3 separate regions of the Homo sapiens genome follow, and regions 1 and 3 are each linked to region 2. The links are chromatin loops, found by intact Hi-C in ENCODE. Cell type or tissue: B cell. All regions are shown on one strand. Each heading gives the region's core, and the rest is flanking DNA. Links, peaks and the distances in the headings are about the cores only.

Evidence for each region. Hi-C counts contacts between places; a loop is a spot of excess contacts. Peaks named below come from ENCODE experiments on the same cell type or tissue, not always from the same donor. Only the 100,000 strongest peaks of a DNase experiment are listed, where the experiment ranks them.
Region 1: a loop joins it to region 2, with 18 times the contacts of the local background. A loop is called at or near these places in 4 of 110 quality-filtered maps.
Region 3: a loop joins it to region 2, with 22 times the contacts of the local background. A loop is called at or near these places in 4 of 110 quality-filtered maps.

The regions. Positions count from the first base shown.
Region 1 is chr17:42,978,657-42,983,310 of GRCh38, reverse strand. It overlaps PTGES3L-AARSD1 (PTGES3L-AARSD1 readthrough), which reads left to right and starts at 2,783. Exons shown (of 17, transcript NM_001136042.2): 1 at 2,783-3,265; 2 at 3,648-3,761; 3 at 3,867-3,933; 4 at 4,043-4,141. The coding sequence starts at 3,129. PTGES3L (prostaglandin E synthase 3 like) reads left to right here and starts at 3,231. Exons shown (of 7, transcript NM_001261430.2): 1 at 3,231-3,265; 2 at 3,648-3,761; 3 at 3,867-3,933; 4 at 4,043-4,141. The coding sequence starts at 3,258. It overlaps RUNDC1 (RUN domain containing 1), which reads right to left and starts at 2,746. Exons shown (of 5, transcript NM_173079.5): 1 at 2,237-2,746. The coding sequence starts at 2,734. RefSeq lists a silencer at 2,430-2,679 and an enhancer at 2,750-2,819. In B cell, for the core only: CTCF peaks have their summits at 2,125 and 2,325; DNase peaks (open chromatin) are centred at 2,070 and 2,760; H3K4me3 peaks cover 2,302 bases; H3K27ac peaks cover 2,781 bases.
Region 2 is chr17:43,387,204-43,393,068 of GRCh38, reverse strand. It overlaps LINC00910 (long intergenic non-protein coding RNA 910), which reads left to right and starts at 4,171. Exons shown (of 6, transcript NR_027412.1): 1 at 4,171-4,780. It also overlaps the pseudogene RNU2-4P. RefSeq lists enhancers at 3,291-4,044, 4,362-4,591, 4,045-4,798, 5,089-5,604, 5,605-5,865 and a silencer at 4,154-4,448. In B cell, for the core only: CTCF peaks have their summits at 3,302 and 3,502 (motif pointing right); DNase peaks (open chromatin) are centred at 3,768 and 4,678; H3K4me3 peaks cover 1,968 bases; H3K27ac peaks cover 2,128 bases.
Region 3 is chr17:43,004,683-43,009,336 of GRCh38, reverse strand. It overlaps IFI35 (interferon induced protein 35), which reads right to left and starts at 2,553. Exons shown (of 7, transcript NM_001330230.2): 1 at 2,369-2,553. The coding sequence starts at 2,389. RefSeq lists an enhancer at 2,384-2,693. In B cell, for the core only: a CTCF peak has its summit at 2,617 (motif pointing left); a DNase peak (open chromatin) is centred at 2,576; H3K4me3 peaks cover 745 bases; H3K27ac peaks cover 1,128 bases.

The sequences.
Region 1 (4,654 bases), core at 655-4,654, 410 kb after region 2:
TGGTCCTACCTGTTCACCTGTCAATGTATTCAATGTATAAATACAAGATTACAACTTGTAGGTGGATTGAGCACTACTTTTTTTTTTTTTTTTTAAGGTGGTACAATGTTTCTTTTGCCTTTTTTTTTTGAGACAGGGTCTTGCTCTGTTACTCAGGCTGGAGTGCAGCGGTATGATCATAGCTCTCTGCAGCCTCCAACTCCTGGGCTCAAGTGATCCTCCTCCAGCCTTCGCCTCCCCAAGTGTTGGGATTACAGTCATGAGCCACTGCACACAGTCTTTTTTTTTTTTTCAGTTTTTAATTTTTTGTGTGTTTTTTTTTGAGACAGAGTTTCACTCTTGTTGCCCCAGGCTGGGGTGCGATGGCACGATCTTGGCTCACCGCAACCTCTGCCTCCCAGGTTCAAGCGATTCTCCTGCCTCAGCCTCCCGAGTAGCTGGGATTACAGGAATGTGCCACCATGTCTGGCTAGTTTTTTTTTTTTTTTTTTGTATTTTTAGTAGAGACGGGGTTTCATCATGTTGGTCAGGCTGGTCTCGAACTCCCAACCTCAGGTGATCCGCCCGCCTTGGCCTCCCAAAGTGCTAGGATTACAGGCGTGAGCCACTGCGCTGGGCTAGTTTTTAATTTTTATGGGTACATAGTATGTGTATATATTTATGGGGTACATGAAATGTTGCTACAGGCATGCAATGTGTCATAATCACATCATGGAAAATGGGGTTGGCCTACTGTTTCTAAAGGTGAAAATGAACAACAGAGTTTCCTATCATGTAGAACCTTTGGTGCTGTCCACCCCTTTCTAGCCCTTAAATCTGACAGTTTGAGGTGGCTGCTCCTTGTGTAAGGAGTTGCAGGTATGTGGAGAAGGGTGGAACAGTAAACACAGGATTGCACTGGAAACAGTTCAGACTAAAATAAACAAATCATTATCTGCTTGATAAATCTTCTTGGCTAAAACCAATGTAAGTGGGAAGAAAGCCACATGTAGATTGTAGTTTGAAGAATAAAATGGTGAAAAGGGATGGGGCATGGTGGCTCACTTCTCTAATCCCAGCACTTTGGTAGGCTGAGGAGGGCAGATCGCTTGAGCTCAGGAGTTCGAGACCAGCCTGGGCAATGTGGTGAAACCCCGCCTCAACAAAAAATAAACAAAATTAACTGGGTGTGGTGGCACACACCTGTAGTCCCAGATACTGGGGAAGCTGAGGCAGGAGGATTGCTTGAGCCCAGGAGGCAGAGGTTGCAGTAAGCAGAAATTGCGCCAATGCAGTCTGGCCTAGGTGACAGAGTGAGACTCTGTCTCAAAAAAAAAAAGTGAAAAGGCAGTGTACCTCAACACTTCCAATAAAGCCAGCACTTTGTGCACTTCCAGAGATGCAAAGCTTGTAAGGAAACGTTTACCTGGTGTCTTATACATAGTTTCACTACTTCTGGGGTAGGCACACTGAATCGATCTTGTCAGTTATCAGAGGACCTCATTCAGAATGCCTAATGATTAAGCAGGATGGAGGAAGAGTTTAAAAATTTCAACATTATAGCCTGCACGGTGGCACACGCCTGTAGTCCTGAGGCTGAGGCGGGAGGATGGCTTGAGACCAGGAGTTCGAGACCAGCCTGGGCAACATACCAAGACCCTCCCGTCTCTTAAAAAGGAAAAATTCCAACATTAGGAAATTTATCTAATCAAGAGTTGTGTTTATTTCAGTTACTAAGAGACCCTGCTGTTAATCCAAACTCCCACCCAAAGAAGTGTAAAGACTGCCTAGATTTCAGGAAAGCAGGGACAGGGAGTTAACCTAAATTTCCACGGATTCCAACTCACTTTCCTTTCCTTTGCCAATTTTCCCAATCCCCAGAGTCGGGGTCCTCTAGCAGCCAAAGTGTTCAAGACTGAGATACGTGAGGGAAAGGTGAGTGGGCGCAGCACTGCTCTTGGCTGCTCTGCTGCCCTCTCAACGACTCACTTCGCTCACCGCTCCTCTACCACTCACGTCATCACGCACCGACATCTCTCCACATCCTCCGTGCACACCGCTCACCCTCAGGTTCCCAGGCCTCTGTCCTCTTGCCCTTCAGCCGGCCCCGCACTCCAGTCCCCTGGTCTCCGACACACGTACTCACCGACCGAGTCGGGGAGGCTTCTCCCCGCATGCACCATCATCCGGGTCTGGATCGCCACCCACACGACCCCACTATTCCCATATTCCTCGCGGCCCGGCTCCAGCCACTCACCTGGTCCTCGCCCCGCAACCATGGCCGGTCCCCTGGCAGCCCATCGCCCTCATCGCTGGCGGGGTCGCCGGGCCCTTCGTAACCTAGGACGTGAGGGCAGCCGCGGAAGGCGAAGTCTTCGAGCTCCCGCAGAAGGCGCTGCTGCTCCGCCGGCGCCCCGCGCACCACCTGGCGCAGGCGGAACTGCACCTGCGCGAAGTGCGAGGACAGCGCCAGCAGCGCCGAGTCCAGCCGCCGCCGCTCTGCCCGCAGCCGCCGCAGCGTCCGGCCCGGCGAATCCGGCGGGGAGCCCGGGGCCGCGCCAGGCTCCTCGGCCGTCGCCTCTTCTAAAAACGCGGTTGCCCCAGGCCGGGCCTCCGCCACCGCCCCCACTGGGGCCCAGCGCACCGCCTCGCACGGTGGCAGCGGCTCCTCTTCCTCCTCCTCTTCGTCTTTCGCCTTTGGCCCAACAGCCGCCACCACCGTTACCGGCTCTGCAGCCGCTTCGACAGCCGCCATCTTCCCGGAAACACCACCGCACGTCAGCCGCGCCCCCCTGCTGCCATGGCAACGGCGCGGTGGCCTGGAACCCCAGGGGAGTGGTGGGCGGGGCCTGAAGTACCCAAGTCCCCGAGGGCGCGCCTTCCCCGGGAATTTAATTCAGGACAATAATGTTTTATTGAGCGCCTATTGTGAATCAGACACTGAGCAGTAAGCGTCGGAGAAACAGGTGAATGATACCGGGGAAAAGTCATTCCCTGTGTGTAGCGTCTAGGGCAGCCTTTGCCCTGGTTCCAGCAGATGGGTTGTCTCTTCATAGTCTATGCATTTCTGAAGACCCCACGGTGAAGGGCTGCAAGGATGAAGCTGTCCCAGAGTATCTCCAGAGTGCAGATCCCTTGGCTGCCAGGTCATGTTCTCTCTTCCTCTCAACTGCTCTCCCGACCATATAAGGAGAGGCAGCTGCTGGGGGCGTCCCCAGGATCTAAAGATAGCGGCCCCTGCCTGGAACTCTAAATGCCACCCTGGAGCGGGAGCCGCAATGGCACGGTGAGTGTTTCCGGCTCCGGTGCTCCCCCTGGCCCTTTTCCCTGGAGATTCCCTGCTCCAAGTCTTCTGGGCGCTCCAGGTTCTGTGAGGCCCCACGGGAGCCCCGGACCCCTGGTCTCTGTAACTGTGGGGTGAGGGAAGGTGTGACCTGAATGTTCTCCCTGACCTCCTAGTTTCCTAGTCTTGCACGTTCTATTCTTCCCAGGTTCACATTCACCACACCCACCCACTCCTGTCATTCCCTTCCCTTTCACCCCTTCTGTCTCATTTAGCTCCACTTTGAAAAAACTGTGGCATCAAAGGTCCCTGGGTAGTCCCTTCCCAAATGACCTCAGTCTTCCCTCTCCCACCCCTATGAAGCCACACCTCAACTTCTCTTCAGGCAGCACGCCCGGACCTTGTGGTACGACAGGCCCAGGTATGTGTTCATGGAGTTTTGTGTTGAGGACAGCACCGATGTCCACGTGCTTATTGAGGATCACCGCATTGTGTTCAGGTAGTGGCCCTGCCGTCCGAGGGCCTGGCTTCCCAGGAATCTACCCCTTTCCTAATGTCCCCACACGGAGTATTCCGCATCTCCTCAGCTTCATTGTCTCCTCAGCTGCAAGAATGCCGATGGAGTGGAGTTGTACAATGAGATTGAGTTCTATGCCAAAGTGAACTCCAAGGTAAGGGTGAAATGGGACAGTAAGGTTTGGATGGAAACCGGGCTGCCCAGGGAAACTGGAGATTAATTCTAAACCCCAGACCCTAAGAATGAGGCTCTCTATCTGGCAGGACTCCCAGGATAAGCGCTCTTCCCGCTCTATTACTTGTTTTGTGAGAAAATGGAAGGAAAAGGTGGCCTGGCCGCGGCTTACCAAGGAGGATATCAAGGTGGGTGTGTGGAAAGTGGCCTGCTTCTTCTCTCCATGTACCCAGGTTACAGCTGGGATTGTCCTTGCCTCCTTTCCAGCCAATATTCAATCACTCAACAAGTCCTGCCTAATCTTTTTTTTCCAACTGTATTAGTCTCTCTTTTTATTTTTATTTATTTATTTATTTTGAGACGGAGTTTCACTCTTGTTGCCCAGGCTGGAGTGCAGTGGCGTGATCTCAGCTCACCATGGCCTCCGCCTCCCGGGTTCAAGCAATTCTCCTGCCTCAGCCTCCTGGGTAGCTGGGATTACAGGCATGCACCACCACGCCCAGCTAATTTTGTATTTTTAGTAGAGATGGGGTTTCTCCTTGTTGCTCAGGCTGGTCTCGAACTCCCGACTTCAGGTGATCTGCCCGCCTCGGCCTCCCAAAGTGCTGGGATTACAGGCGTGAGCCACCGCGCCTGGCTTATTTTTTAACTTAAAGTTCTGGGATACATGTGCAGAACATGCAGGTTTGTTACATAGGTAT
Region 2 (5,865 bases), core at 1,096-5,095:
AGGACTTTAAAAGGCCACAAAGCTGCAAGTGCCTGAAGCCAAGGAAAGTAAGAACTTGAGGAAGTAAAAGGGAGTGGCCCTCAGCATCCAAGGACTGAGAGGCCAGAGGGAATTCGGACAGCCTGGGGATGGGGGTTCCCAAGAAGAATGTCTAGGGGTGGCTAGAGAAGGGGGCTGGAGATTTGGAGGAGAGTTATCTCAACAGAGGTGACAGTGCCAAGAAGGGTTCTCTCCAGAAAACGTAGAGTTGAACAAGGACTAAGCTGGCATTGGAGAACTTGCAGGAGACCAAGGGAGCCATCAGGAAAGCAACAGCAGATGGAGGTCACGTCCTTCTGTGACCTTGCAGACAGGCAGTCATAGACCACCCAGGATTAGCCCTTATTGGACACAAAAGGAAACTCACAGGCTCTTAGATATGGGTAAAAGGAGAATACCCCAGTCTCAGCAAGAATGTCAGTCTCAAAGCCAGATTTCATGGCCTGGGTGCCAGGACTTCCTGAGGAGCAGAATGAGGGCCTTGATGGTCGAAAGAGGTGTTATGGGCTCTTGGGACTTGGTGTGCGAAAGGCAATAAGCCTATAGTTCGTGGGGTGGGGGGGCTCCTCTGCCTCCCTGTGGGCTCCGGAGACCACCGAAGACCAGCTGCATCCCCCTGACTGCATCCTTTCAGCATGTGCCACCCTTGGGGAAAGCCACCTGTGAACTATATCAGGATGGTTGTTCTCATTTCCCCCAAAATTTGGAGCCCACTCTGAGGTCTGGCACAGCTCAGAGCTCTAGGGTAACCAACTCTCCCTGATCACCTGGAACTTTGCCAGTTTTAGTTCTCAAAGTCCCATATTCCAGGAAACCCCTAATCCCCTAGCAAACTGGATGGCTGGTTACTCCACTGGGAGCTCAGACCTCCTACTTGACTAGTGAGTTTTGAGGTCACAGGGACCATCCTAAGTTGTGGGACAGAGGGCCTCTGGACTCCTGCAAGAGTCTGCACTCTCCTACCTCTGTCCTGTGCCTGAGGAGTGTGATCATGAAATAGAAAGTGAAAAACATGGTGACAAGTGGAGAGAGAGGGAAGAAGAAAGAAAAAAGCTTCATATTTTACTACATTTTTTCCTTTTAATAGTGATGGTGTCTCACTATGTTGCTCAGGCTGGTCTCAACCTCCTGGGCTCAAGTGATGCTCCCGCCTCAGCCTGCCTAAGTAGCTAAGACCACAGATGCACACCACCATGCCTGGCTAATTTTTATTTATTATTACTATTTATTTTATTTATTTATTTATTTATTTTATTTTTGAGATGGAGTCTCGCTCTGTCACCCAGGCTGGAGTGCAATGGTACCACCTCGGCTCCCTGCAACCTCCACCTCCCAGGTTCAAGCGATTCTCCTGCCTCAGCCTCCCAAGCAGCTGGGACTACAGGCACGCACCACCACGCCCAGCTAATTTCTGTATTTTTAGTAGAGACAGGGTTTCACCATGTTGACCAGGATGGTCTCGATCTCTTGACTTCGTGATCCGCCCACCTCGGCCTCGGCTTCCCAAAGTGCTGGGATTACAGGCGTGAGCCACAGTGCCCAGCCTATTTTTTTTTTTTTTTTTTTTGAGACAGTTTTGCTCTTGTTGCCCAGGCTGGAGTGCAATGGCACCATCTCGCCTCACCACAACCTCCGCCTCCTTGGGTCAAGCAATTCTCCTGCCTCGGCCTCCCCAGTAGCTGGGATTACAGGCATGCGCCACCACACTTGGCTAATTTTGTATTTTTAGTAGAGATGGGGTTTCTCCACGTTGGTCAGGCTGGTCTCGAACTCCCGACCTCAGGTGCTCCGCCCACCTCAGCCTCCCAAAGTGCTGGGATTACAGGCATGAGCCACCATGCCCGGCCTATTATTAGTATTTTGTAGAGACAGGGTATCCCTGTGTTGTTCAGGCTGGTCTTGAATTGCTGGGCTCAAGTGATCTTCCCACCTTGCCCTCCCAAAGTGTTGGGATTACAGGCATGAGCCACCACCCCTGGTGTCCTCTATACTTTTTTTTTTGGTCTTTTTTTTTACAATTTTTATTTTTATTTTTAAAAATTATTTGTAGAGACGAGGTCTTGCTATATTGCCCAGGCTGGTCTCAAACTCTTGGGCTCAAGCAATCTGCCCACCTTGGCCTCCCAAAGTGCTGGAATTACAGGCATGAACCACCGTGCTTGGCCCTCATATACTTTTTTTTTTTTTTGAGACAGAGTCGCACTCTGTCACCCAGGCTGGAGGGCAGTGGCATGGTCTTGGCTCACTGCAACCTCCACCTCCGAGTTCAAGCGATTCTCCCGCCTCAGCCCCCTGAGTAGCTGGAACTACGAGTGCGTGCCATCACACCCAGCTAATTTTATTTTTAGTAGAGATGGGGTTTCACTACATTGGCCAGGCTGGTCTCTGACTCCTGACGTCGTAATCTGCCCTCCTCGGCCTTCCAAAGTGCTGGGATTACAGGCGTGAGCCACCGCGCCTGGCCTTGGCCCTTATATACTTTTATAGTTCCATTTTTTTCACTTTGAAATCTTTGGCCCACTTGGCATTTATCTTGGTGTATGGTGAGTGAACCGTGATTGTAACACTGCACTCCAGCCTGGACAACAGAGGGAAACCTTGTCTCAAAATATAGATAGATATGGCCAGGCGCGGTGGATCATGCCTGTAATCCCAGCACTTTGGGAGGCCGAGGCACGCGGATCACGAGGTTAGGAGATGGAGACCATCCTGGCTAACACGGTGAAACCCCGTCTCTACTAAAAATACAAAAAATCAGTCCGGTGTGGTGGCACGCACCTGTAGTCCCAGCTACTTGGGAGGCTGACGCAGGAGAGTCGCTTAAACACGGGAGGCGGAGGTTGCAGTGAGCTGAGATAGCGCCACTGCACTCCAGCCCGGGCGACAGTGCGAGACTCCGTCTCAGAAAAAAGAACAGATAGATAGATAGATAGATAGATAGATAGACAGACAGACAGACAGGCCAGGCGCAGTGGCTCACGCCTATAATCTCAGCACTTTGGGAGGCCGAGGTGGGTGGCTGCCATATTGCACTTCACAGGGTAATAGAATGGAGATGACAATGACTCGGTGGAGACTGGGGTAAAGTGAAATGAGGGAAACACTTGCTGAGAGGTTAAAAAAAAAAATAAGGGGGCACCAAAAGACTCAGCAATCCAGATAAATGGCTTGATTATCTTATAATCGAGATAAGATATATTGCATTGAACTATTATTTATTTTGATTACTGAAGGGTTCTGGAGGATCACCCCCTGAAATTCGAACCTAGAGGAATGACCTCACCCTAATCCTGGCCGTGGCTAATAATAACGCCCATCTCTTAGGGCTGTCGAGTGAACTAAAAGAGATAATGCACGTAGAGCCCTCGGACCCGAGGCTGGCATTGGGAAAGGCACAGTTTATATTTTTTGACCTGGTTGTTCACCAGGCAATCCCTGCCATCCGGCTTTCCATCCTGCAGGGGGAGCATGACTGACTGAGTGTCACTATCGGATCTATGATACCTTCTTGCTTTTCTGAAATCAAATAAAAGAGCCATAAACTCTCATCTCAACTGTTGTGTTAGGAAGGAGGACGGGAATGGTAAATGCTGACGCTACAGGCGGCAGTCTGTGCCTCAGAGAGAAAATTTATCCCAACCTTGCTGGGGGCCTTGACGCCCATCTTCCTCCAGAGCACCCCGACAGTCACCCCGCCCTCTGGTGTCCTCCCACCCCGAGCCCGATCTTCCCCCTTCACGCCTGCCCCGGGCCAATAGCCTCCTAACTGCGTCCTCTCTGATTGCGTGTGTCGTGCTCATTACGCCCTATCCGTCGTTTCTTCGCTCCACAAACGTTTACTGAGCGCCTTCAACTTGCCAGGCACTAATTAGACTAGCGCAGAGAAACGGGGATAAGTACTGATGAGGGTCCCAGCCCTCAGCGATCGGATTTCAGAGGGGGAGATAAAGGACTGCCCAGAAGGGTGGTGAGTGGAGTAGTTGATATAAACAACGAGGTGCGATGAAATACACAGGAGGGCTGCTAATCACATATGGGGTGGGTGCCGAGGGCCCTTAATTAAGGGAGGCTTCCTGGACGGGTGACACCCAAGCGGAGTCCTGACGACCCGCGTCAGAAGTAGTCAGGCGAGGAGGAGGGTAAAGGAATCCACGTCCCAAGCAGAGAAGCAGCTTTCCCTACACAGCACAGGACACGGTCCGCGCACAGAAGCCGCAGGAGACGCAGGCACAGGGGCTGGGGAGAATCCTTGCTGGGCCCTCGCCGTCCATGCGCCGCCTCCCTCTGCCCGGTGTCTGGTGTCAGCCTCCTGCCTGGCAGAGGAACTCCAGCCCCTGCTCCCCGAAGCTCCTCCAGGCCTTCTGCTTCCCTGACTCGGAATGGGCCCGCTGTCCAGTGGGTACAAGGCTGGTCTCCCCGCCCACTGGTGACGACGTAAAGATCCAGCTCAGCCTGGTTTCCCCTGGTGATGATATCTTGCGACTCGTCTTTCTCCAGGAAAACAGGGACCGCTCTCCGCCTACAGGTCTCTTCCACAGACCTATCTTGTTTTCACCCCCTGTCTCTTTTGGTTCAGTCTTTTCGCTCATACAAACAAGGAAGTCGCCCCTAGCCCAGCCGCGGCTCCTTAGCTGGAGGCGGGCCCGGGGGTGGAGTCAACCGCGGTGGCCACGCCTCCTGGGAAAGGGCAGGGCATGCAAATTCGAAATGAAAGCCCGGAAACCCCGGAACTAGAACTGGTGTAAGATTTCTCTTGGTTTTTGTGTTGTTGTTGTTGTTTTGTTGTTGTTTTGAGACAGAGTCTCGCTCTGTCGCCCAAGCTGGAGTGCAGTGGCGCGATCTCGGTTCACTGCAACCTCCGCCTCCCGGGTTCAAGTGATTCTACTGCCCAGCCTCCCTAGTAGCTGGGATTACAGGCGCGCGACACCACGCCTGACTAATTTTTGTTTTTTTGTTTTTGTTTTTTTTTTAGATGGAGTCTCACTCTGTCGCCCAGGCTGGAGTGTAGTAGCGCAATCTTGGCTCACTGCAACCTCGGACTCCCAGGTTCAAGAGATTCTCCTGCATCAGCCTCCCAAGTAGCTGGGACTACAGGCACGTGCCACCACGCCCGGCTAATTTTTGTATTTTTAATAGAGACGGGGTTTCTCCGTGTTATCCAGAATGGTCTCGATCTCCTGACCTCGTGATCCACCTGCCTCGGCCTCCTAAAGTGCTGGGATTACAGGCGTGAGTCACCGCGCCCGGCACGCCCGGCTAATTTTTTTGTATTTTTAGTAGAGATGGGGTTTCACCGTGTTCCCCAGGCTGGTCTCGAGCTCCTGAGTCGAGACGGGATTTCTCCGTGTTTGCCAGAATGGTCTTGATCTCCTGACCTTGTGATCCACCCGCCTCGGCCTCCCAAAGTGTTAGGATTACTGGCGTGAGCCACTGCGCCCGGCAGATTTTTCTTTTAAAACGTGGAGAATAAGAAATCAGCCCGAGTGTGTAATGGCGTCAATATTGGTGTGGACAAGACAAAGTGAATGAGGCAAGGAGCGAGGCTGGGGCTCTCACCGCGTCTTGAATGTAGATGAGAGTGGGACGGTGATGGCAGGGAGGAAGGCGACGACATCTCTTCTCGTCCTTTTGGCTAAGATCAAGTGTAGTATCTGTTCTTATCAGTTTAATATCTGATACGTCCTCTATCAGAGAACAATTATATTAGATAGATTTTTGGAGCAGGGAGATGAAATAGGAGCTTGCTCTGTCCACTCCACGCGTCGACCTGGTATTGCAGTACCTCCAGGAATGGGGCTCCCTCTCCTGGGATACAACCTGTTTGCA
Region 3 (4,654 bases), core at 655-4,654, 380 kb after region 2:
CCCTAATCTTCCCATTTTTAATAGAAATAAAAAATCTGGGCAGGTTGTTGTGGCACATGCCTGTAATCCCAGCACTTTGGGAGGCCAAGGGAGGCAGATCGCTTGAGCCCAGGAGTCTGAGACCAGCCTGGGCAACAGGACAAAACTCTACCTCTACAAAATATTTAAAAATTAGCCAGGCATGGTGGCACATGCCTGTAGTCCCAGCTACTCGGGAGGCTGAGATGGAAGGATCTATTGATCCCTAGAGGTGGAGGTGGCTGCAGTGAGCCATGATCCAGCCACTGCACTGCAGCCTGGAAAAAACAGTGAGATCTTGTCTCCAAAAAACAAAAAATCTGGATTTTTATTTGAAAAAGATGGCCCAATTTAACGTATATAAAGCCGGGTGCTGTGGCTCAAGCCTGTAATCTCAGCATTTTGGGAGGCTAAGGGAGGCAGATCATGTGAGGTCAGGAGTTCGAGACCAGCCTGGCCAACATGCTGAAACCCTGTCTCTACAAAAAATTAGCCATGCTGGGCACGGTGGCTCACGCCTGTAATCCCAGCACTTTGGGAGGCTGAGGCAGGCGGATCACGAGGTCAGGAGTTCGAGACCATCCTGCCTAACACAGTGCAACCCCATCTCTACCAAAAATACAAAAAACTAGCTGGGCGTGGTGGCGGGTGCCTGTAGTCCCAGCTACTTGGGAGGCTGAAGCAAGAGAATGGCATGAACCCATGGGGCGGAGCTTGCTGTGAGCCGAGATCCTGCCACTGCACTCCAGCCTGGGTGACAGAGCGAGACTCCATCTCAAAAAAAAAAAAAAAAAAAAAAAATGAGCCAGGCGTGGTGGCATGTGTGCCTATAATCCCAGCTACTTGGGATGCTGAGGCAAGAGAATCACTTGAATCTGGAAGGCAGAGGTTGCAGTGAGCCAAGATCATGCTATTGCACTTCAGCCTGGGCAACAAGAGTGAAACTCCATCTCAAAAAAAAAAAAAAAAAAAAAAGGAAAGAAAAGTCCGGGCATGGTGGCTTACACCTGTAATCCCAGCACTTTGGGAGCTTGAGGGGGGCAGATCACGAGGTCAGAAGATCAAGACCATCCCGGCTAACACGGTGAAACTCCATTTCTACTAAAAATACAAAAAATTAGCCAGGCATGGTGGAACGTGCCTGTACTCCCAGTTACTTGGGAGGCTGAGGCAGGAGAATCGCTTGAACCCGGGAGGCAGAGGTTGCAGTGAGCCGAGATCATGCCACTGTACTCCAGCCTAGGAGACAGAGTGAGACTCCGTCTCAAAAAAAAAAAAAAAAAAGGGATTGTCCTTGGGGAACTGGGGTTCTGAAAAGGTTGGCAATAATAATATTAAGAAGAAACACATATTGAATGCTCTGTAGGTGCTAAGCAGTGGGATAAGTTTTTACCGTGTTAATCTATGGATTACCTAGTGTGATTCTTAAAGTATAATTCTTATAGTATATATATATATATATATATATATAAATTTTGTGTGTGTGTGTGTGTGAGAGACAGTCTCCCTCTGTTGCCCAGAGTGGAGCATAGTGGTACAATCTCGGCTCACTGCAACCTCTGCCTCCCAGGTTCAAGCAATTCTCCCGCCTCAGTCTCCCTAGTAGCTGGGATTACAGGTGTGTGCCACCATGCCTGGCTAATTTTTGTGTTTTTAGTAGAGATGGGGTTTTGCTATGTTGGCCAGGCTGGTCTCGAACTCCTAACCTCAAGTGATCCACACGCCTCAGCCTCCCAAAGTGCTGGCTGGGATTACAGGTGTGAGCCAACACACCCAGCCTAATTCCTTTAGTTTAATTTTTTTTTTTTTTTTTTTAGACAGAGTCTCGCTGTGTCACCCAGGCTGGAGTGCAGTGATGCAATCTCGGCTCACTGCAACCTCCGCCTCCCAGGTTCAAGTGATTCTCCTGTCTCAGCCTCCCAAGTAGCTGGGATTACAGGCGCACACCACCACACACAGCTAATTTTTTGTATTTTAGTAGAGACGGATTTTCACTGTATTGCCAAGGCCTCCCAAAGTGCTAGGATGACAGGCGTGAGACACCACGCCCGGCCTAGAACAATTGTTATTTGGGTCACAGAACCCGCTGAGTATCTGATGGAAACTACAGATTCTCTCTCCAGAGAAGTGTACACACACAGGATTTAATGAGCTCCTCCTGTCTGAGGCAATAGGTTAGGGAACCAACTCTTGCAGAGGCAACCCCAGCCCTGTGTTTCTCCCCAGCCCTTCAGCAGGTCTGAGATGGGCAGGGTGAGGCTTGGCTGCCAGGCCCTGAGATATCTGCAGGTTCCTAGCCAAGAGGATTACTCCTGTTTCCCCACTTCCCAACTCCCTCCTCCTCACTTACGGCATCCAGTGGGGCTGACATGGGTCTCGGGTCTGTTTGGCAAGAGCTGAGGCTTCAGAGCTGGGCACAGTGGCAGAATTCACAGCAACTGAACTCTTGTTTGTACCCCCCAAAGGGCTGTGGTCTCTCTCAGCCCCAGCAAGACCCGAAATACACCTCAGGAGGCTCTGCTCGCAGGCTGTTTGCTTCCACTTTCATTTCCGTGAAATCCCTGCCTTCTGGCGCTCACATGCCGCCCCCTGCCGAGGCTTCCCCACCCCTGGGAGGAGCCTTCTTGGTCAGCAAAGTCGACTTCACTCAGCCAGGCTGCCTCAAGGAAAGCCACCTCACCCCAACTGCAAACTGGCCCCCATCAACCATTCCCAGCAATCTCCGACAAGCCCATTGGTAGACCCTGCTTTGTCAATGGATTATTTCCCTAGAGCCTAGAATAATGCTGGGCACATTGAACATTGATAAAATAATTGCTGAATGAGCTGGGTGCGGCGGCTCACACCTGTAATCCCAGCATTCTGGGAGGCCCAGGCGGGCAGATCACCTGAGGTCAGGAGTTAGAGACCAGCCTGGCCAACATGGTGAAACCCCACCTTTACTAAAAAAATACAAAAATTAGCCGGGCGTGGAGGTGCATTCCTGTAATCCCAGCTACTTGGGAGGCCGAGGCAGGAGAATAGCTGGAACCCGGAGGCAGAGGTTGCATTGAGCTGAGATGGTGCCATTGCACTCCAGCCTGGGTGACAAGAGTGAAACTCCATCTCAAAAAATAAATAAAACAATAATTGCTGAATGAATGAGAAACACAGTCAGGACAGATAACGCCCATAGTTCAAGTTCACAAAACTGCCGGGTGCGGTGGCTCACACCTGTAATCCCAGCACTTTGGGAGGCCCAGGTGGGCAGATCACCTGAGATCCCAAGTTAGACACCAGCCTGGCCAACGTGGTGAAACCCCGTCTTTACTAAAAAAATACAAAAATTATCCGGGTGTGGTGGTGTATTCCTGTAATCCCAGCTACTTGGGAGGCCGAGGCAGGAGAATAGCTGGAACCTGGGAGGCAGAGGTTGCATTGAGCCAAGATCGCGCTGTTGCACTCCAGCCTGAGTGACAAGAGCGAAACTCCATCTCAAAAAATAATAATTGCTGAATGAATGAGAAACACAATCAGGACAGATAAAGTCCACAGTTCAAGTTCACAAAACTGCCAGGCGCAGTGGCTCATGCCTTGTAATCCCAGCACTTTGGGAGGTCCAGGCGGGTGGATCACGAGACCATCCTGGCCACCATGGTGAAACCCTGTCCCTACTAAAATACAAAAAATTAGCCGGGCCGGATCACACCACTGCACTCCAGCCTGGGCAACAGAGTGAGATTCTGACTAAAAAAAAAAAAAAAGTGCCAATCCCAGCAGCTGGGCCCACTGGTAACATGTGCCTATAGTTCCAGCAGGTTGAGGCAGGAGGACTGCTTGAGCCCAGGAGTTCGAGGCCAGCCTGGGCAACACAGTGAATCTTGTCTCTTAAAAAAAAAAAAAAAAAAAAAAAAAAGGCTGGGTGCAGTGGCTCACGCCTGTAATCCCAGCACTTTGGGAGGCTGAGGCGGTGAATCACTTGAGGTCAGGAGTTTGAGACCAGCCTGACCAACATGGGGAAACCCTGTCTCTACTAAAAATACAAAAATTAGCCGGGCGTGGTGGCATGCGCCTGTAGTCCCAGCTACTCGGGAGGCTGAGACGGGGGAATCGCTTGAACCCGGGAGGCGGAGCTTGCAGTGAGCCGAGATCGTGCCACTGCACTCCAGCTGGGTGACAGAGCGAGACTCTGGCTCAAAAAAAAAAAAAAGAAAAAAGTTCACAAAACTGTTAACAGTGGCCAGCAAGGAGAGCTATCGTCTGCCCAACACGCTTGTGCCTTACATGAATTAACTCTTCAAAACAATGCCATGAAGTTGGTTCTATTTTCTTCACTTTACAGATGAGAAAATTGAGGCACAGAGCATTAGAAACTTGCCCAAGGTCACAGGGCTAGGAATCAAAGCATGGATCCAAACCTGGTAGGAACAGTATTTACACTTGGGCCTTGAGGTAGAGTGGAAAAAAATTTGCTGTATTTTTCCTCAAAAGTTTTAAATTCAGCCCCATTTCTGTGACCCTGAGTAGGCAAGCTACTTAATAGAAGTCTGTCTCAATAGAGATGCCTTAATACTTAAGTGTGTGAAGATTCAATTAAAAAGTTTCCTGGCTGGGTGCAGTGGCTCACACCTGTAATCCCAGCACTTTGGGACGCCAA